2 separate regions of the Homo sapiens genome follow, and region 2 is linked to region 1. The links are chromatin loops, found by intact Hi-C in ENCODE. Cell type or tissue: OCI-LY7. All regions are shown on one strand. Links, peaks and the distances in the headings refer to the core of each region. The heading gives the core; the rest is flanking DNA.

Region 1 (7,637 bases), core at 3,076-5,575:
TTTTAGTAGAGATGGGATTTCATTATGTTGTCCAGGGTGGTCTTGAACTCCTGACTTCAAGTGATCCTCCTGCCTTGGCCTCCCAAAGTGCTGGGATTACAGGTGTGAGCCACTGGGCCCAGCCTATGAATTTCTTTAAATACACCATGGATCAAGTTTTAGCCTCTTTCTCTGCAAGAGTGTGATCAAGTTAGTGGTTGTGTGGTCTAGGATATTGGACTTGAGTATGGCTTGGACAAATCAATTTGTTGAAAATCCATTTCCAAATTATTAAAATGAGGATGACATTTTTTCTGTTTTACGTAATGATTAATGCTTTACAGTTCATAAAAGTGTTTTTAAAATATTATTTATATAATTCATAGTGGTATGGTAGATGGTCAAGAGATACTGTTAACATGAAAATGTAGTTTATACTACTGAGAAGTTTCATATTATTCAGGATCTTCATCCTAACAGAATTCTGAGGGAGATCTGAGGTGATTCTACCCACTTCCTAGCTGGGAAATCTGAGGTACTGAATGAGAAAGCGACTTGTCACAGAACTGGTCAGCATTGAAATAAAACTAGAGCCTGGCTTCTTCTCATGACCCTCCTGGCACCGTCCATTAGATTACACTGTCTTCAACCATCGTAATATAGACTCACCCATGAAATGATGGTATAGTGCCTGTTTCTTGCACATGCCTGAGCCAAAAGTGAGAATTCAGTTATCCTTTGACGTCGAAGAAGTAGCGGTAAGTTCCCCCTGACCACTGCATCCAGGATGTTTGTGGATTTTTTTTCAAAAACAAATTTTTCTGAGTCCTAGCTGAAGGACTGGAGAGGAAAAATACTTACTGAGCTTAATTACGTGCTGGTGACTGAGATAACTGTGGGCTATTTTACGTTTATCATTCTGACTTTAATCCCAACAACAATTCTAGAGAGAAAATATAATGAAAGAAACCAACTTATATCAAAATGAGAGAGATACAGAAGAATTTTCTGACTTAGATTGTCAAATATTTGAAGAAATATTAGACAAATAAAGCTCATGCAATTTCCTTCTCAACCATTTAAATCTTTAAGGGGCAAATGAAACATGTTTATTGATTATTAGTGCCAAATACTGTATATATCTCTTTAAAACTTACAGCAACTATCTAGTAGTATTATAATTATTCTCATTTTATAGATGAGGCAACTGAGTCTCAGAGAGATTTAAAGAAAAAAATGTTACTCTAATTCACACGGTGGTTGAGTGGTGTGGGCACGAATAGCAGGCTGAACAGTCTGATTCTAATGTCCACTCTTTTTACGTTACACTACATTGATCTACTCTGTTACATTCACATGACATAATACAAACCCAGGCCTGTGCTGTCCAATACAGTAGCCATTAGTCCTATGTGACTATTTAAATTAATTAAAATGAAATAAAGTTAAAAATTCAGTCCCTCAGTCACATAAGTCAATATTTCATATGTTCAATGGTCATGTGTGGCTAGGGGCTACTCTATACTGGAAAGAGCAGATATAAGACATTTTCATTAATGCAGAAAGTTTTTGACAGAACAAGATCCCCTCTAGATGAGAAGTGGTACAGTGGAGTGGGTGAGGGCATAGGCTTTAGAGTCAACAGATTTGGGCTTGAAACCTACTTTTCCCACTGTTATTTGTATGATGTTGTCCTTGATTAATTGTACTTTTCTTATTTAGTCCTCAATTTACTGGTTTGAAGCCTGAGGACAATAACAGATTTTCCCTCAAAGAGTTATTAGAGTCAGACAGAGAGCAGAATTCCAGAAAATTGGTAAGGAGTTGGCAGAAGTTAGCTATTATCACAAGCTATCTACAGTTTTGAAAAAAATGACTATGTTTTGTTAGAAATAGGCACAAAAGGGTATATACATATTTGATTTACTGTATTTGTAAAATAAGCCAGGTTGATATGAGAATTTTCCTAAAGCAGATTTAGTAAAAATTTTGTCCAGGAATCATATTTGTGCAAAAATTTGCTACCCTACTCAGAGTAGGGATACTATATTTCATCCTTGAATTCCTGTGGCCTAGCACAGTGTGTGTCTTGATTAGTTTTTTGTTGCTGTAACAGAATACATTATAGTGTATTCTGGGGAAACTTATTAAGAAGAGAAATTTATTTCTTACAGTTCTGGAGACTGGGATGTCCAAGGTCAAGACACTGGCAGGCTTGGTGTCTGCTTCCAAGATGGTGCCTTGAATGCTGCATCCTCCAGAGGGGAGGAACACTGTTCCTCACATGGCAGAAGAGCAGAAGGGGAACCCACTTCCAAAAGCTCCTTTATTGCAACATTAATTCATTCATTAGGACTGAGCCCTCATGACCTAAACACCTCCCATTTGGTGCCACCTCCCAACACTGTTACATTGATGATTAAGTTTCCAACACATGAGTTTGGAGTAGACAAAAACATTCAAACCATAGCAGAGCCTTACATTTAGTAGTCCTATATATGTTGGCTGAAGTGAAGTGAGAGATGGCAAGAGGTACAAAAAGGGATGGTCAGATGCATTTTGTTTTGTCTGGTCCATCATGTTGTACATCACACCACAAACCCCAGTTTCACATAAATGAGCTAGGGTGACCAACCATCCTGGTTGCCCACCTCAGAACTTTCCCTGTTTTAGAACTGAGAAACCTCTCAGGCCCAGGAAAACCAGAATATTTAGTTACCTGACTGGGTTCAGCTTTAATGAGAATCTGACTTTAAGGTCAAGTAAAAGGTTTATCTACTTCTATAGCCCAATATTACTTAAACGTGAGAGATATCCATTCCTTTTATCATCAAAATAAACAAATGAAGTTCAGCCAAAATACGAATAAGGCTCTTGATATCAGAATATCTCCTATTTTGTTGTGGGAAAGGGGGTAGGAAATGGGAAGATACTGAAAGGAGAGTGTTAGGTCAGGGAGAGCTGGAACTAGAAAAAGGTCTGGAGTGATGCAGGATTTTTCTCAGCCCCTTTGTCAGACTAATGACAGGGGTGCCCTGTTTACTTGGCCCACCACACTCAACCCTTTGTGAGAGAGAGCATGTGAGTAAGTGAGTGGGATCCAGCCAGCTGCTTTGGGCACCAGCAGGAGCAAGCTCAGTGTGGAGCCTGCAGTGGTGCCCAGGTGGGGGTGCCTGCCACCCCAAAACCCCAGAGGGCATGTTTGCAGTGCTCTCATAGCTCTGCCATCTGCAGACAGCAGTGTCTTAGCAGCTCGGTTGGCCCGTTGCCTCATTGTGTGGGGTGGCTGCCCTCTGCTGGCAAGGGCAAAGAGCCAATGTGGCAGCCTTTTTTGGGTACCTGCACTCAGTGGGTTCTGAGCTCTTGGATGCTGGACAAGAAGAATGAGGTTAGCCTTGAAGGATGGTGAAGGCGGAGAATTTTATTAAGTGATGGAAATTGTTCTCAGTGGACAGGGGAGCTGGACAGGGGATGGGACAAGCAGGTAGTCTTTCCCCCAAAGTCCGGCTGGCTCTTTCACGAAGTCCAGCCAGCTATTCCCTGAAGTCAAGCCACCTCAGTGAAGTCAAGCTGCCTCTCTTCTCTACTGACTGAGTCTGGGGTCTTTATAAGCACAGGATGGGAGTGGGGGCAGGCCATAGGTAGTTTTGGAAAAGGCCATGTTTGACTGGTAAAAAGACATTACTCAGAAAGAGCCAATTGGGAGAGAGTGGGCAAAGAGGAATGGAAGTTCTCACTTTGGGCTGCAGGTCTCAGGCCACTTTGGCATGAAGGTGGGTTTTCACCGGGGACCCGCCCCGTCTGCCTAGAATTTCTCTGCCTCCTGCCTCTATCAGGAGGACCTAAGCAAAAATTTTGCTCACTACTTAGTTTACATATTTTGTTATTCCACCGTATCATTTCTCTTAGAAATAACAGTCCCTAGAGGATCTGGGATAGAGAAAGGCCACAGTGAATGTTTATAATACTGTGAAGGAGCTGCCCTGGAAACTAAAAGATCAGGTTCTAATCCTGGTTCTGTCATGAACTATTTTTGACCTTTGATAAGTCGCCTACATTTTCAGAAATTCAGTTTCCTCTTTGGACTCTGAAGGAAAATGTGGGCTCAATTGATCAAAAGATCCTAGTTCTTTGTAGATCGAATACTTAGGATTTAATAGGAACATCCTCTCAGAAGCCCATCATGACTTTTCACCACTGACTAGGCCAAGTATTGATGGTGCTATCATGGGGATGTGCTGCCACCTTGCGGTAGTTTGAGTTGTCCGCATGCACTAGTTTACTAGGAAAATCTCTGATTTATTTTCCTACAATATGTTGTTATTTTCACCCAAAGGAACACATTCTTTTAAAATTTGGAATCCTTAGGATATCTTCATTTACTTAGATTTTTTTGTAGCAATATTTTGTAGTTTTAAATGTAGAAATATTAAACATCCTTGATAAAATTTATACCTTTATTTTGATATTATAAATGGTACTTTTAATATTAAAATAAATTTAATTTTACAATTTCTGTTGTTAGTATATAGTAATAAATTGATTTTTATATATTAATTTTGTATCCCAAGATTTTTTTAGATTTATCTTTCGGTTTTAGCAGTTTTTTGAGGGTGGTAAGGGGGCTAGATCCTTAGGATTTTCTATATGCAAAATTATGTAATTTTGAATAAGGAAATTTAAACTTCTTCTTGACCAATCTGTATGCCTTTATCTTCTTTTCACCATTGAATATGATGTCAAAAGGTTTTAGTAGACAACACTAATAGAATGCTTACTGTTGTTTCTGTAGTCTTATAAAAGTATGAAATACATTAATCTTATTTATTTATTTATTTATTTATTTATTTATTTATTTTTGAGATGGAGTCTTGCTCTGTCGCCCAGACTGGACTGCAGTGGCGTGATCTCAGTTCACTGCAACCTCCACCTCCTGGGTTCAAAAAATTCTCCTGTCTCAGCCTCCCAAGTAGCTGGGACTACAGGAGCATGCCACCACGCCTGGCTAATTTTGGTATTTTTAGTAGAGTCGGGGTTTCGCCGTATTGGGCAGGCTGGTCTCGAACTTCTGACCTCAGGTGATCCACCCACCCTGGCCTCCCAAAGTGCTGGTATTACAGGCATGAGCCACTGCGCCTGGCCACATTAATCTATTTAATCATCATAGTCCTCTGGGATATGTACTATCATTGTTCCTGCTTTAAAGATGACGAAATTAAAGTTTAAGGAGGTTAAATGTCTTACCTGAGGTCATCAATGACAGAGCTATCAAATGGAGGAGCTGGATTTTAAACTTATTCATTATGTTATTCTACTGCTTTATGCTTCTTCCAAGAATTCTTAAAAGTTACATTTATTGTGGTACAGTTTCTTAGGCTTTGTTTATCTGAGAATATTTTTATGATATCCTTACACTTACGTTATAAAATTTTAGATTCTAACTTCTTGACTCAATTCTTTCAGTGCAACCTTTAAGAAATCAAATGGCAACATCATTCTTCTTTTAAGATCATCTGCTGTTTATTTCTGAAGGGTTTTCCAGATCTCTCTGTATTGTAGATATTTCTAATTTTTTCTATAACATGTCACTGTATTTTCTCCTTAAGTGTCATGTTTAGTCTTCTGTGTTCCCTTTTTGTTTGAAATTGTTCACATATGTATGTTTTATGTATAATTCTTACAAATTTTCAATCAGCGTGGCTGTTCTTAAGCATGTTTCCATTCATGTTTGAGCTAGGGATAAAAATAATGAGATGGTGAGGGACTTCCTAAATTTAAAATAAACATCTATTCATCTAAAGATCATGGAATTCTATTTTTTTTCCCAATTGCTTTGATAAAAAGCAAACAACATGAAAAAGTTATTGGCAGGTTGAAAAGTCTAACAGAAAACATTTGCTTAAAGCTGGTCTTCGGCTCTTTGTTTCCACTTTTATGACGATTAGGAAGCACCTGGACTAAGCCGGCAAGGCACCATGCCAAATGGAGCAGAAACAAGTTGCTCAGAAATTCATTAAATTTACATCTTAATGAAAACTATTTTCTGCCTAGAAACAGTATGAATATAATAAATCCCAGTGGGGAGATTCTGGGTTTGTTGGATAGGACTGAAAATGAAGAAAGTTTTTGTGTTGTAGTTGCAATTGTTAAATGATGAAAGAGAAGTTCTAAGAGCACTAGTGATTGGGAGACTAGGAGACATGTTTTTTCTATATGTAGAGTTCCAATTCAAACCCCCTAAATGATTCATAGACTACTTGACATTGTCTATAAATCACTAACCAGTGACTTTTATTGGGTTTAACTCATCTTCTCCAACTTCTAAAACTGAAGAAGCTTCTGGGCAATCTCAATTGACAAAATTATTTAGCCACCTCTTCTAATATTACTTCTAAAGGATATATTTAACATGAATAACAGACCTTGGATTCAATTAATAAAATGATTTATTCTTCATAATTAAAAAAGAATAATCAATTTCTTTTTTTAATTTTAATTTTTATTTTAAGTTTCAGGGTACATGTACAGGCTATGCAGGTTAGTTACATAGGTAAACATGTGCTATGGCGGTTTGCTGCACCTATCAACCCATCACCTAGATATTAAGGCCTGCATGCATTAGCTATTTCTCCTAATGCTCTCCCTCCCCCTACCCCATACCCTGACAGGCCGCAGTATGCATTGTTCCCCTCCCTGTGTCCATATGTTTTCATTGTTCAGCTCCCGCTTATGAGAACCTGCGGTATTTGGTTTTCTGTTCCTGTATTAGTTTGCTAAGGATAAAAGCTTCCAGCTCCATCCATGTCCCTGCAAAGGACATGATCTTGTTTTTTTATGGCTGCATAATATTCCATGGTGAATATGTACCACATTTTCTTTATCCAGTCTATCCATGATGGGCATTTGGGTTGATTCCATGTCTTTGCTATTGTGAGTAGTGCTGCAATGAACATATGCATGCATTTATCTTTGTAGTAGGATGATTTATATTACTTTTGAGTATGTACTCAGTAATGGGATTGCTAGTTCAAATGGCATTTCGGGTTCTAGATCTTTGAGGAATCACCACGCCATCTTCTCCAACGGTTGAACTAATTTACATTCCCACCAACAGTGTAAAAGCATTCTATTTCTCTGCATCCTTGCCAGCATCTGTTGTTTCTTGACATTTTATAATTGCCATTCTGACTGGAGTGAGATGGTGGCATCTCATTGTGGTTTTGATTTGCATTTCTCTAATGATCAGTGATGTTGAGTTTTTTTTTTCGTGTTTACTGACCACATGAAAGTCTTCTTTTGAGAAGTGTCTGTTCATGTCATTTGCCCACATTTAATGGTTTTTTTTAATGTAAATTTGTTTAAATTCCTTGTAGATTCTGGATATTGGACTTTTGTCAGATAGATAGATTACAAAAATTTTTTCCCACTCTATGGGTTGCCTCTTTTCTCTGATGATAGTTTCTTTTGCTGTGCAGAAGCTCCTTAGTTTAATTAGATCCCATCTGTCAATTTTTACTTTTGTTGCAATTGCTTTTGGCAATTTTGTCATGAAGTCTTTGCCCATGCCTATGCCCTAAATGGTATTGCTTAGATTTTCTTCTAGGGTTTTTATAGTTTTGGGTTTTACATTTAAGTCTTTAATCCATCTTGAGTTAATT
Region 2 (7,637 bases), core at 2,258-4,757, 370 kb before region 1:
AGCCACTGCGCCTGGCCGAGTCCACCTCTTCTGATCTTATTTATGATTCCAGGAACTCCAGGTGGTGAATGAATCCAGAAATCCTCCAGCCTTGCCACATACCTTGGATCCCTCCTGTCTTCTGGCCTTTTCCAGTCAGTTACGCCTCCCTCGAATTCTGAAAGAGTAACTCACAGAGAAAGGGACAAGCTCTGCAGTGGGATAATTTAGGAATCAGAGAGACTGAGGGGTTGAGGAGGATTTATTATTATTTAGGTGCACCCATCCAGTCGGATTACCATACAAAGGACTGAGCCCTGAACAAAGAGTCAGGTTACCTTTTAAGCATTTTGTGGGGTCGGGGGAGATCTGTGCAGGGGGAAGCATATTGCAGAATCAAGAAACAAAGGCAGTTATTTAATTGAGACATGCGTTACATTATTTCTTATTTTTCAAGGAAAAACATGTTTTATGACTTGGGTTTATCTGTCTAGTGACCTTGCAGCTGCACAGCTAGAGAAACAGGGTCTTCACAATGCCTGGGAAAGGGAGAGATAAGGCTCAATAGCCACAGGCAGAAAAACAGGGAGTTAATTTTTAAAGGACTCCACCTCTTTCTCTTTCTCAGGGGGAATTGGGTTTTCTTACATACAACTGAGTTTTTGCTTACACATTCATTAATTTCTTTTAATTCCTGTTCCAGGTCCACAAAAGATACAGGTACAATTAGAGGGAAAAGGGCTCAGAGAAGTTATCCCACCCTTTTCCTTCTTAGGTAGGAAGAGACCAAGGATGTCACTGCTGTCCTTGAGTTTTCTGGGAATCCTGGGGGCTGGGGCCCTGTCTACAAAGGACAGAGGAAGAAGCCCTCCCTGAAACTCTGGTCAGTCAACTGGTCAGTCAATCCTCTGCCTGTCTTGGTAACTCTCTGTGCCAGGCTCCATGGTGGGAGAGAGCAGTGAGGAAACACGGAAACGCTAGAATCAGGACACCCACTCAGAGTGACATTGAGGCCTTTTCTCACCTGATTAAAACTTCTTTTAGCCTCATTTCCCAACCCTATTCCCTCCATCCACTGCTTTCATTCAAGGCACATCCAACTGTTCCTGAACATTCCAAGATGTTCCCATCTCCTTGCCTTTATTTATCCTACTCCCTGTGTCTGGAATGCTCTTCCCACCCTTCTCTCTTGTCAAAAGGCTCTCTGTTCTTAAGGCCTTGCATAGAAGACATCTCCTGTGTGGATTCTCCACGCCTCCCAGGCCTGAGTTAATTATTTCCTTTCCTTTCTCTTGTCAAAATGCTATCTGTTCTTAAGGCCTTGCATAAAAGACATCTCCTGTGTGGATTCTCCACGCCTCCTAGGCTTGAGTTAATTATTTCCTTTTGACACTCATGCACTCTTCAGTGCAGCACTGAGCTCTGCAATTGGCTTGTGTGTGTGTATGTGTGTGTGTTTGCATGTGTGTTGACCTGTGTTGTAGACACTGTGCTCCTTGAGGGCAAGAATATTTGTGTACAATTCTGGCATGTAGTAGGTGTTGAACAAATATGTCTTGAAATGAAAATAATTTTTGCTCAACGATGTCCTGAGGGGATATAGAAATATGCAGGAAGTAGAGGGGCTTGGAGCTGTAGAGGAATCTCAGAAGGGCCGGTTGATGTTGGAGGAATAGAAGAGCTCATTGGTGGTAATGCAGAGAGGGAGGGACATCTTGTATATGTGAAATTATTGAAAGTTAAATGATACAATTCTTGTTCTTGAGGTTATTTGCGCACTTTTAGGCTGGTAATTGAGATAAGGCCTGTGTGTGTGTGTGTGTGTGTGTATGTGCATATGTATGTCTGCAAATGAGAGAGAGAGAGAGAAACACACACACACACAGAGAGAAGACTATCAGGAAAGGATAGGGGAAGACCATGAGTTGAAGTATGTAGCCTTTCTTCAAGCCAATACTGGCTATGACTAATGTGGTAGGCAGAAAAATGCTCCCCCCACTCCAAGATGTCCACATCCTAATCCCGAGAACCTGTGATTATGTTATGTTACATAGCAAGGGGGAATTAAAGTTGCACATGGGATTCAGTTTGCTAATCTAACTGACATTGAGATAGGGGATTATCCAGGATTATGTGGGTAATCACAAAGGTCCTTCTGAGTAAGAGAGGGAGGCAGAGGGTCAGAGTCAGAGAAGGAGATGGGAAGCATAGTCTAGAGTGATGTGATGTGATTGCCAGCTTTGAAGAAGGAAGCGGGGCCATGAGCTAAGGAAAAGGCAAGGAAATGGATTCTCCTCCAGAGCCTGGAGAAGGAATACAGCTCTGCTGATGCCTTGATTTTAGCTCTGTGAGACCCATTTCAGACATCTGATCTTTAGAATGGGGAGGTCTGTGTTGTTTTATTAAGCTGCTAAGTTAGCGGTAATTTGCTAAGCAGCAATAGGAAATGTACAGGGAGGCAGATCTTTTTGGCAGGCTATTTTGTCCAGCAGCATCTCCCTCAGTGAGATTCTCCTCCCAGGGCAAAGCCCTAAGCAGCTCTAAGTTTTGAGCTAATATGGGAGGGCAATTCTGTGACAGCCCCTCATGTGCCCGGCTGGCTCATGGTAAAGACGGTGGGAAAGGAGAGCATATTAACAGGAATAGAGTGCAGCATCTACGTAAGTGCTTAGGACTTGATGAAGACTCATACATGAGGACAGAGTGCTACCATGTATCTAATTCCCTTTCCCTGGGTGCATTTCTTGGTGTGACTTGGAGTCACTGGGTGATCCAGGAAGAGATCTTTTTGAACCTCAAAGTCCTCATTTGTAAATAAAGGGGCTGAATCAGATTTTTCTCAGGCCACTGGCAGCTCAGACCCTAGCTTTGCCCTTCACTCACTCAGTGTCGCCTTTACCCCACCCACCCTTTTATTATCTTGCCTATGACATACTGATGCCATGGGGCCCAGAGACTTCTCTCTGGGGTGTGTGCCCTGCACAGACACCTTTCCTCAAACCCCTGGCTCCTCATTATCCTGGGAGAAAATCTTTGTACAGAATAATTGTCACAAACTATGTGTTTTTACCATATTCCCCAGATTCCAAAAGATGGTACTTCTGATGCAGAGGCTGCTTGCTGCTGGGGTGGAAGAGGGGAAGTACTATATGGAGAGACCTCTCCAGCTTTTTCAGTGTTGATTTTTGCTGTAAATAATTGGTCCTAGCTTATACAGAACAGCAGAGGGTGCTGTTGGACAACTAAATTTTGAGATGTTAGCTGAATGCCTGTGTGAATTTCATTTTTGATGATTCTGTGACAGGTATTTAAAACTGATTACAATTAATCTAGTTTGTGAAATAATTCAAATAAATACACAAGAATATAATAATATATTGAATACCCATGTGACGAACCTACTACTAGATCAAATTTTAATTGTGTATTTAACATTTTTAAAAAAGAAACAGCACAGTATTAATTTACCCTAGAATCCTCTCTTTCCACTCAGAACTACCCACTTTCATTAGTGTTTAATCTCGCCTTTCATGCTTTTAGTTTTTGTTACGTAACCATGTATCCATTAGTTATAATGGATACATTATAGTATCCATTATAACTATATATATAATAGTTATATATATATACTATATATATATAATATATAATCCCATATATATTATACGGGATTGCTTTGCAGATTTAAAATTTTATATAAATGGTCTCACACTTTCATTTTCTTCTGAAACTTGTTTCCCTCCCCGCTACTCTACAGTATACTTCTGAGCTTTATTTTTGGTGCTAAGTGTATCTCTAGTTCATTTATTTAAACTTCTGTGCAATATTCTGTTGTATGAACATAGCTGACTTATCTATTCCTCAGTTGACAAATTTTTGGTTTTCTATTTCTTTCTCTTATTAAAAATACAGGCTGGGCACAGTGCCTCACGTTTGTAATCCCAGCACTTTGGGAGGGTATCGCTTGAGGCCTGGAGTTCTAGTCCAGCCTGGACAACATAGTGAGACCCCCATCTTTACTAAAAATAATAATAAAAAAAAATAGCTGGGAGTGGTGGTGCATGCCTGTGGTCCCAGCTACTTGGGAGACTGAGGTGGGAGGTTCGCTTAAGCCCAGGAAGTCAAGGTTACAGTGAACTGTGTTTGTGCCACTGCACTCCAGCCTGGGCAACAGAGAGAGACCCTGTCTCAAAAAAAAAAAAAAACCAAAAAAACCAGCAAGAATGTTTTTGTTCTTACCTGTTGTGTACATAAGATAGAGTTGTGGGACTGTGTGATATGAACATCTTCAACTTTAGTACACATTGCCAAGTTGTTCTCCAAATGATTGGGCCAAATGCTCAGCAGCGGTGGTGTACAAAATGTATTTGATTTTTCCCATTTGCTCCAACACTTGCTATAATCAGACAAAAATTTTGCAAATACAATAAATATGAAAATGGTTTCTCCATGTTTTAACTTGCATTCCTCTAATTTTCAGTGAGATTGAGCTTCTTTTCATAGGCCTATTGTCATTAGCATTTATTCTTTGAATTTCATTTTACTCTTTTTTGCTCATTTTTCTATTCTCACTTGACTTTGCTTTAATTTATTAGGTTATTAAAGTTTTCTATAATATTCTGACTACTATTCCTTAGGTATATGAGTTGAAAGTATCTTCTATGTCTGTTTCTTGTCTCTTAGATTTATTTATGGTGACAGTTTTGGTTAGTTTTAAGTTTTAACGCAGTCATATTCATCAGAATGTATCTGTATAATTTGGGCTTTTTGAGCCTTGTTTAGGGCTTCTCTACCCCTATATGTTATAGAAATATTATTGTATATATTTCTAAAGGTTTAAACATTTTATTTTTCACATTTAAGGCTTTAATCTACCTGGATTAAAGTAGGCATATAGTTTTATTTTATTTTATTTTTTAAAATTTTACTTTAAGTTCTGGGGTACATGTGCAGAACGTACAGGTTTGTAACATAGGTATACATGTGCCATGGTGGTTTGCTGCACCTATCAACCCTTCATCTGGGTTTTAAGCCCCGCATGCATTAGGTATTTGTCCTAATGCTGTCCCTCCCCTTGACCCCCCATCCCCAACAGGCCCTGGTGTGTGATGTTCCCCTCCCTGTGTCCATGTGTTCTCATTGTTCACCTCCCGCTTATGAGTGAGAACGTGAGTGGTTTATTTACACGTGGACAATCAGTTGCTCTGAAGCCACTTATGAAATAGTTCCTCTTTCCTCAGTAATCTGCGATGTCATCTTCGGCGTATCTCAAGTTTCCTTATATGCAAAAATATGTTTCTGGGATCTCTATTCTATTCTATTAGACCAGAGTTTTTCAACCTTGGTAATATTGACATCTGGGACTGGATGATTCTTTCTTATGGGACACTGTCCTCAGTACTGCAGAATGTTTAGCAGCGTCCCTGGCTTCTCCTCACTAGATGCCAGCAGTATCTCAGTTGTGACTATCAAAAATGTCTCCAGACATTTCCCTTAGCTGAAAATTGCATTAGGCTAATTATCAATCCCTACACCAGTACTAGAGTCTATCTTTTCCCGTCCATTTATTTTTCAGAAATATGTTCAGTCCCATAGAAGGAAGGAAAGGACAACAAGAAAGCAAAGAGAAAACATTACAAATAAAAGGCAAACTTAGATGGAAGAAATAAATCCAAATATGGTAGTCACGAACATGCAAAAATTAAACTGAACAGTTAAAATGCTAGGGAGTCTCATATTGGTTATAAAACCAAAATTTTTCATATCATTAAAAAGAAACACAACTGAAAGCATAGTGACACAGAATGCTGAAAGTAAAGAGAAGGAATTAATATCCCAAGGAAATCTGTAGCTATGTTAATATCAGGCAAATGGAATATTAGATACAAGGGACTATTAAGATAATGTGGGGTGTTCCTTACGAGGAAAAAATACCTTACCCAAAAGACGCTAAATCTGTTTGTGCCAAATCATGTTTCGTCCACTGGATCTGTCCTTCATGACTTTTTCTTTGTATTTCTTTTTATCTTTTATACTGCATTTCAGAAGAACTTCTCACCTTGCTATTTCAGTTCACTAGTTTTGATTTTAATTTTATCCATTTTGCCATTCAGACCATCTTCTTTTCTTTTCTTTTTTTTTTAACTTTTATTTTAGGTTTAAGGGTACAGGTGCAGGTTTGATATACAGGTAAACTGTGTGTAATGTGGGTTTGGTGTACAGATCATTTATTACCCAGGTAATAAGCATAGTACCTGGTAGGTATTTCTGAACCTCTTCTTCCTCCCACCCTTCACTCTCAAGTAGGCCGCAGTGTCTGATGTTCCTCTTCTAAGAGCCAGATGTTCTGGTTGTTTAGCTCCCACTTATGAGTGAAAACATGTGGTATTTGATTTTCTGTTCCTGTGTTTGTTTGCTTAGGATAATGGCCTCCAGCTGTATCCATTTTGCTGCAAATGGTAAGATCTTCTTCTTTTCTATGACTGTGTAATATTCCATGATGTGTATGTACCACGTTTTCTTTATCCAATCTACCATTGATGGGCATTTAGGTTGATTCCATGTCTTTTTTTATTGTGAATAGTGTTACTTTGAACGTACGCATGCATGTGTCTTTATGGTAGAACAATTCATTATTGGGTATATACCCAATAATGGGATTGTTGGGTCAAGTGGTAATTCTGTTTTAAGTTTTTGTGGAATTGCCACACTGCTTTCCACAATGGCTGAATTAATTTACACTCCCACCAGGAATGCATAAGTGTTCCCTTTCCTCCACAACCTTGCCAGCATCTGTTATTTTTTGACTTTAATATAATAGCCATTGTGACTGGCGTCTTTTCAATGAGCCTAATAAACTCTTGAATATTGCTGAGGCTTGAATATTGCTCTGTTTATTTTGTGTTCTCAGTGGTTAGTTTTCTTTTTTAATGCTTAGTATCTCTCCTAATGTTGGTTTCTCCCAAATGTTTGGTTAGTTTTCAGTTGTTGCATATCTGAATTTGAAAATCTGAGCTTGCTTATTCTGTTACTGTCGTCTACCTCTAGTGATGGTGGATAATTTCTCACTGTGGGAGCTCCTCATCCTTCCTGTGAAAGGCAATGCCCCTAAGCCCATTGTCCACACACATCACTGCCCAGTGCACTGGAGAAATAGAAGGGAGATCAGCTGTTTAAATGACCTGAATGTAGTTTCTCACTGATCATGCTAATGAATGCTCTTGAAGCTCACATTCCATATATCCATTGACTTTGGACTTAGTCTCCTCAAACTGCTCCTTCCTCATCGCTATCTTTGCTCCTTCCTCATTGCTTCTCCTTGCCCTGCTTCAGGCATAGTTTTGTCTCATTTTGTTCCTCGATTTTCCCGATCCTCTCTGCTTTCTATTTTTTAAGATTCCTTAAAAATACTGGCAGTGCTTATTCTGGTCCCCAAATTATTATGAAGATATTCTGGTTTCTTTTGTCCTTTATGTTATTTCTCCGAGGCTGGGGTGGGAAGGAGAGTGATGCTTGTGCTTAATTTGCCATCTTTGTTTACTCATTTATTGCCTTATATTTACATATACTGTGTAATTACCATCCAGACTTTTTATTTAGCAGAGTATAAATTTCCAAGTGTATTATTTGAATCTCACATAATGAGAATATATTTATGT

What was found. A loop is a pair of places that touch in the nucleus more often than their neighbours do. Peaks named below come from ENCODE experiments on the same cell type or tissue, not always from the same donor. Only the 100,000 strongest peaks of a DNase experiment are listed, where the experiment ranks them.
Region 2: it touches region 1 in a loop (7-fold over the local background); 34 of 110 quality-filtered maps call a loop at or near these places.

Annotation. Positions count from the first base shown.
Region 1 is chr12:55,069,026-55,076,662 of GRCh38, forward strand. No RefSeq gene overlaps it. Among named protein-coding and RNA genes, the nearest start is that of NEUROD4, 53 kb to the left of the region's middle. In OCI-LY7, for the core only: CTCF peaks have their summits at 3,276 (motif pointing left) and 4,233 (motif pointing left); DNase peaks (open chromatin) are centred at 3,256 and 4,206; H3K4me3 peaks cover 227 bases; H3K27ac peaks cover 553 bases.
Region 2 is chr12:54,699,194-54,706,830 of GRCh38, forward strand. No RefSeq gene overlaps it. Among named protein-coding and RNA genes, the nearest start is that of DCD, 55 kb to the left of the region's middle. In OCI-LY7, for the core only: CTCF peaks have their summits at 3,202 (motif pointing right) and 3,409; a DNase peak (open chromatin) is centred at 3,208.